Linked DNA regions of Homo sapiens: region 1 is linked to region 2. The links are chromatin contacts, found by Hi-C in ENCODE. All regions are on one chromosome and are shown on one strand. Each heading gives the region's core, a stretch centred on a gene start or an enhancer-like site at or near the end of the contact. The rest is flanking DNA. Distances are from core to core; before and after follow the strand shown. Region 1 has its middle 110 kb from the start of CASP4. Region 2 has its middle 170 kb from the start of CASP4.

Evidence for each region. A loop is a pair of places that touch in the nucleus more often than their neighbours do.
Region 1: a loop to region 2 is called in a map of B cell, with 5 times the contacts of the local background. The contact joins two enhancer-like sites. A Hi-C loop is called at or near these places in 2 of 168 maps with a recorded cell type or tissue (B cell and endothelial cell of hepatic sinusoid).

What each region holds. Positions count from the first base shown.
Region 1 is chr11:104,857,451-104,860,307 of GRCh38, forward strand. No RefSeq gene overlaps it. Among named protein-coding and RNA genes, the nearest start is that of CASP4, 110 kb to the right of the region's middle. Within about 2 kb of position 1,606, at least 4 of the 41 ENCODE cell types and tissues checked have a DNase peak (open chromatin) inside an H3K27ac peak, as active enhancers do; they include B cell, where a contact is called at or near this core.
Region 2 is chr11:104,797,527-104,800,226 of GRCh38, forward strand. No RefSeq gene overlaps it. Among named protein-coding and RNA genes, the nearest start is that of CASP4, 170 kb to the right of the region's middle. Within about 2 kb of position 1,310, at least 2 of the 41 ENCODE cell types and tissues checked have a DNase peak (open chromatin) inside an H3K27ac peak, as active enhancers do; they include B cell, where a contact is called at or near this core.

The DNA of each region.
Region 1 (2,857 bases), core at 356-2,855, 60 kb after region 2:
TCTTTAACTTTTCTTTTTCTGAAACTTACTCTTCTGTATCTGTAAAAATAATAAATGCTCACTGTAAAAAAATACAAAAAAGTAAAAAAAGAATGCAAAGCTCTTCTGAAAGTATACTGACTTGAACATCTTTCCATACATTCCTCTAAATGCATATAACTTAAAATAATGGAACCATAATGTATCTACCTACTATTAGGTACGTAACTTAATTTTGTTTCATCACTTAATCTTCCTAGTTAAACTTTTTGTATTTATTTCAATTTTGACAGCTTAGTTATGCGTCCTCCTGGCAAAGAAAGGGAAAGTAAGGAGATAGATAATTTGAATATATGTACATGCTTCTCTTATTCTTATAACACTCACATCTGTATGACAGTTTATAGTTCACATAGTATCTTCCCATGATTTATTTTATTTAATCCTTAAACTCTATGAGATAAGACAAGGAGGCATTTTTGTCCTTAGTTGACAATGAAAAAAAATAAGGATTGATATGGTGAAATATCCTGCTCAAAGTCACAAAACTGTTACTCAAGTCCTTCATTCAACAAAATTATGCCAGAGACCATTAAAATAAAAATGATTAGAAAGTGATATTTGCTGTTCTCTCTGTAATTCAAAATTTATTGAGAGAAAAGCATATAAATAAGCACAAGCAAATCATTCAGAGGTCCTATAGGAGATGCCTAAACAAGGTAAGAGAGAGTAGTCACTTTTTTTGTTGTTGTTGTTTGATAATAGGCTATGCCTTGCAAAGCAAAATAGAATAATTGTATCATTAACTGGAGAGAGAGAGAGAGACAGAGAGAGAGAGAGAGACTCCAGTTTAAAGGAGATCTGGTGAGAAATGGGGTAATGCGCTCCTTAGGGACTTCTTCTTGAGATATGTACTTACATAGAAAGAAATAAACTTGATGTCAAGATTTTACTGAATTTTTGTGAACAAGCAGAGTTTGTGGACATCTTTTCAAGGTAAAAGCCTGTCATGTAGACAAAATGAAGATGAGTTAGAGAGCTTTACCAAAACACTATAAAGTATGCATGTCATGTTCTTCAATTTCAAAGATTCATGCTGTTCATTCTAACTCAGAAAAACAGGCAATTGCTAAAGAAAAATTATTTTAAGCTGAAATTTTCAGCAAGCTCACAGTAATTTCAGGTATCTTCATAATGGTAGAGAGGGCAAGATGCATCAATATGTAAACTGGCTCAAAGACTGGAGAAATTAATATTTAAGCAGGCGACTGAAGTCTACCCTGTTCACTCAAGAAGTGAAGAGGCAATAACAGGTAATAGAACCCAGCAAAAACAAGGTGCCTTGTGGAGGTCATGGAAATGGAAAAGAAAACCAGTGAAATAAAAAATTTCATGAAAAAGGTTCTAGTCTGAACTGAGAGAAGCCAATAGTACACTGTAGAATTGGATTCAGAATTGCTTTCAAAGTTTTATTCTCCTACTTGGATATGAAATTTTTTTTTTCCTTTCAAATAACAATATGGACTTCTAGTTTTCAGTTTAGCATGTAGGAAATTTGAAAGTCTTTGTTCTAACAGTAAGTAAAAAACGGAACAAACCGTAAAAGCAACAACTCTTCTTAGAGTCATCACAGAAATGAGGTCACAGGGCAAACCACTAAACCCCAAAATGGAGAGACAGACAAGTGGATGCAAAAAATTACAACTTACCAGGACAGAAACCCATAATCAAAAACATCCTTAGAAACCAATGACATAGTAGGGAAAACTGAACTGTAATTGATGAGTTGCTGGAGGCTTAGATTGGAAAAGTTGGAGAGTTGAAAACTCTATGGAACCAAGTAATAGGAGGGCCCTGACACTTTTGTGAGCTTTACTTCTTAGAGCTCTCTATCAGGTTTTTACAGTGCAGATGCGAGAAAATTCCCTGGTGTTTCCAGCATGGTAAAAATGTACTCACTTTTAAATACCCCAGAGCATTCTATTCTTCTTAACGAGGCCTGCCCTCAAGAGAAAATATTTCACCAGAGCGTAACCTATTGCGATTTTATCAGAGCCCAGCTGACCTGAGGAAGTACATAAAGCAAATCCAGCCCTCTCTAGCTTTCACATGGGTGAAAGGAAATAGTCAAATTCAGCCTGTTCTAGCCTTTCAAATGAGAGAAGGGAAATACACAACTCTAGCCACCCCCTCCGCCTCAGCCATCTGGTCCTACTTTTGAGTGGGAGGAGGACTGAGAAGCACTGATGAATTTTATGGTTCAGGGGCATAGGCTCACTAAAAAGACTGCAAGTTAATTATAGGACTACAAAACAGCCCCTTCTCTCCACTTCACCACCACATCCCTAAAGACTTATTTACTGCAGTTCCCTGTGCCCTCCTTCATGTCAGGATATCCAGAAAAAAATTGCAAGGCAATTTAAACACAGTTTAAAGAAAGAGCAAGATTCAGAACCAGTCTCAAAAATGGCAGGGATGTCGGAATTATCAGACCATCAATTTAAAAATACTAAGATTAATAAGGGCTCTAATGTACAAAGTAGACAACGTGATAACAGATAAATAGTGCAGAAAGAGAAATGAAAACTCTAAGAAAGAATTTTAAAAAACGGCTAGAGATAAAAAACACAGAAACAAAGAAAGCCTTTGATGGGCATTAGTACACTGAACATGAGTGAGGAAGGAATCTCTGAACTTGAAGATGTCAGTAGGAACTTCCAAAATTGAAAAGCAAAGAAGAAAAAAAGAACAAAGTATCTAAGAACCATAGACAACTTTAAAAGGTGTAACATAGTCAGACTTTCAGTAACAACATGGTTGAACTCAATAGCATGATAAACCAACTCGATAAAATTGATATCTGTAGACTACTTTATCT
Region 2 (2,700 bases), core at 60-2,559:
ACCCTATATAAATGAAGCAGTGGGCCATGACCAGTCTGATTGGTTGTGGGAGGGGGCCAATCAGAGGCTGAAGTAAAGTTACAAAATTATACATGAAGACTGGTTGGGGGAGGGGACCAATCAGAGATACTTTCCATTTTTTATTTGGGCAAGGGAGTAGCGTCTGATCCTTTTGTTACTTGGATGTGGAGAGGTGGGGTTTTCCTTCTGATTCAGTTCTAGGAGGTCAGCTCAGTGTTAGGTTCCCTGACTCCAGACCCTATTGTCCTGCCTCACTGGTTCTGGAAAATTTCAATATGTTACCTATATATGGCATATTAATTTTGAAAAAAAAATCAGAGAATTAACATGCCCAGTGCATGTGAACCACAATCAGTGTTGGCTGACCCTGAACATCATATTGGTACAGCAGAAAGTGCCAAACATATTTAAAGACCTGAATAAGGCCACGATAAAGGAGTATGGTGACTTAGCGAAGGAGCTGAGAAGTAGACTGAGTTAGGGTAGATTAAGGTATTTAAGAATCATGCAATGCTGCATGATTTGAAGATTATGGGTCAAGGAGTTTCTGCTGATAATGAGGCTGCAGTAGTCTATGAATTGCAAAATTCTGCTGTTTCTGACTTCACGCCACTGGGGAAATGATTGACAAAAAGTAAGAACATCATAAATCTTGGTAAGAAGCTTGAATTTAGTGAGATGTCTAGAAATATGCTGATGAAATGTTGTCAACACATAGTGAATTGCTTACTATGAAGAAAGACATTCTACTTGATGCTTATCATTGGCCTAAGAAAGAAAAAGAAAGCCATAGCTGTATGTCATGTCTTTAAAAGAAACTACATTATTCAGAGCAATACGTACTGCTGAAATTGATCATAACATGAGCACTTGAAAATATCCACTTTTCAAAAAGCAATTGTAAATGTAGGTAGCTTTTGTAATTGATCTTAAGCATAAATAATGCAAGCTGATAATCATTTTTAGTTTATTCATGTTTTTTTTTTCTTCAGAAAACCCACTTCTGTTATTTTAAGTGCCAAATGAGAATAATGTCCACCGTGCATTTTGATTTGACCTTGTACACTCTTTGGACAGTTTTAACCTCTCTTTTATCAATGCACTCCCAAGACTTCAGTGAACAGCAGGAAAAACCTACTTCCATCTACCTTCCCCCATCCCAAAGTTTATCAAGTTTTTCAAAGATTATAGATTGGTATGACACATTAAGCAGCCTGGGGCTTTTGTGAGTTTAATTTAGTTAGTTAACTGAAACTAGATTCAACAGCACCTTGGACTACAGGATATGGAGATGACAAAAATTTCTTCATTTAAAGCATAGAAAGTAATCCATAGACTTGGGTATTAGGCACATGGAGCACAATTTCTATGTCTGAAAAAAGATTTTAGTTACTTAACCTCTTTAGTAGGTAAACAACCCCAAATAGAGGAGAAACGAAGTTCTGTATTTTCATTCCTCTTTCATTTTCTTTCAGTTTCATTTCTTCTACTGTTTTCTATAGCACATGCTTGGTAATAATTCTATGGTTAAAAAATATAAAGACATGATTTTGGCAATCATTTTGCAGTGTATATGTTTATCAAAACATTATGTTGTATACTTTCAATATATAGAATTTTTATTTGTTAATGGTATTTCAATTAAGCAGGGAAAATATTTTACACAAAAATAAAAGAAACAAGTAACTGAAGTGTGTGTGTGTGTGTGTGTGTGTGTGTGTGTGTGTGTGTATCTATGAAGATGTATTGAGGTCAGAAGAAGTAATAAACATTTCTCTAGAGATCCTGGTGTTCTAGCTAAATGTAGTAACTGATGAAATTTTGAGTTGCTCTTCTTTGCAGAAGGTGAGAATGCATTTTGGTTTCATAAAGCATAGTGTATTACATTAGGACAGGGTTGCTTTATTTCATTTTCATTTTTGAAGTGGAACTATGTGAAAAGGTTTTGTATACTAGAGAGCCAAAAATAACAAATGCTTGGCAGACAAATAGGTATATGGTGGTGGTCACTTATCATGTCCTCTATGACAAGCATCCAGTTCCCATTTTATGGATGGACAATTTCTTACTTGGAGCGTCAGTGGAGATACAGACTGCTTTCTACCATGCAAGCTGAAAATGCCAGATACCAGTTTTCTCAGGGCATGACATGAAATACTGGTTTTCTTAAACTGATTCACCAACTCTGGGCTTGAAATTGGGAGACAAGAGCAAAGAACCCATTCTGCCAGTGTGCAGCATTAGTTGCAGGGACAAATCCCAGAGGCGGCATAGCACAGTGTCCAGTGTTCAGTATTGCTAGCGGCAATTTAAACAGGTTGCTTATGTTCTGTGGAAACTGTAGCAGTCTCTTCATTGGACTAATGTTACTGAGTTTGACTGTGGTCCTATCTGATGACTGTCCTACTTTGTTCCTGCCCAATTTTCCAGGCATGATTCCCTAGCCTTCCTGAAATTTCCTGAGTTATTCAATACACTTTGATAAATATATATTTTCTTTGATAAATATATATTTGATAAATACATGCCTGGGCCAATATCTATAGCTAATAAATAGGAATAATGACAGATTCTGGGTCCTAAAAAGTGGCCTAAAATCTATGAATAGACAATAAATGTGCACTATCAGAGAACTTTCAAAAATAGGAGACTAAATATCTGATCTGTAGTTACATGTGC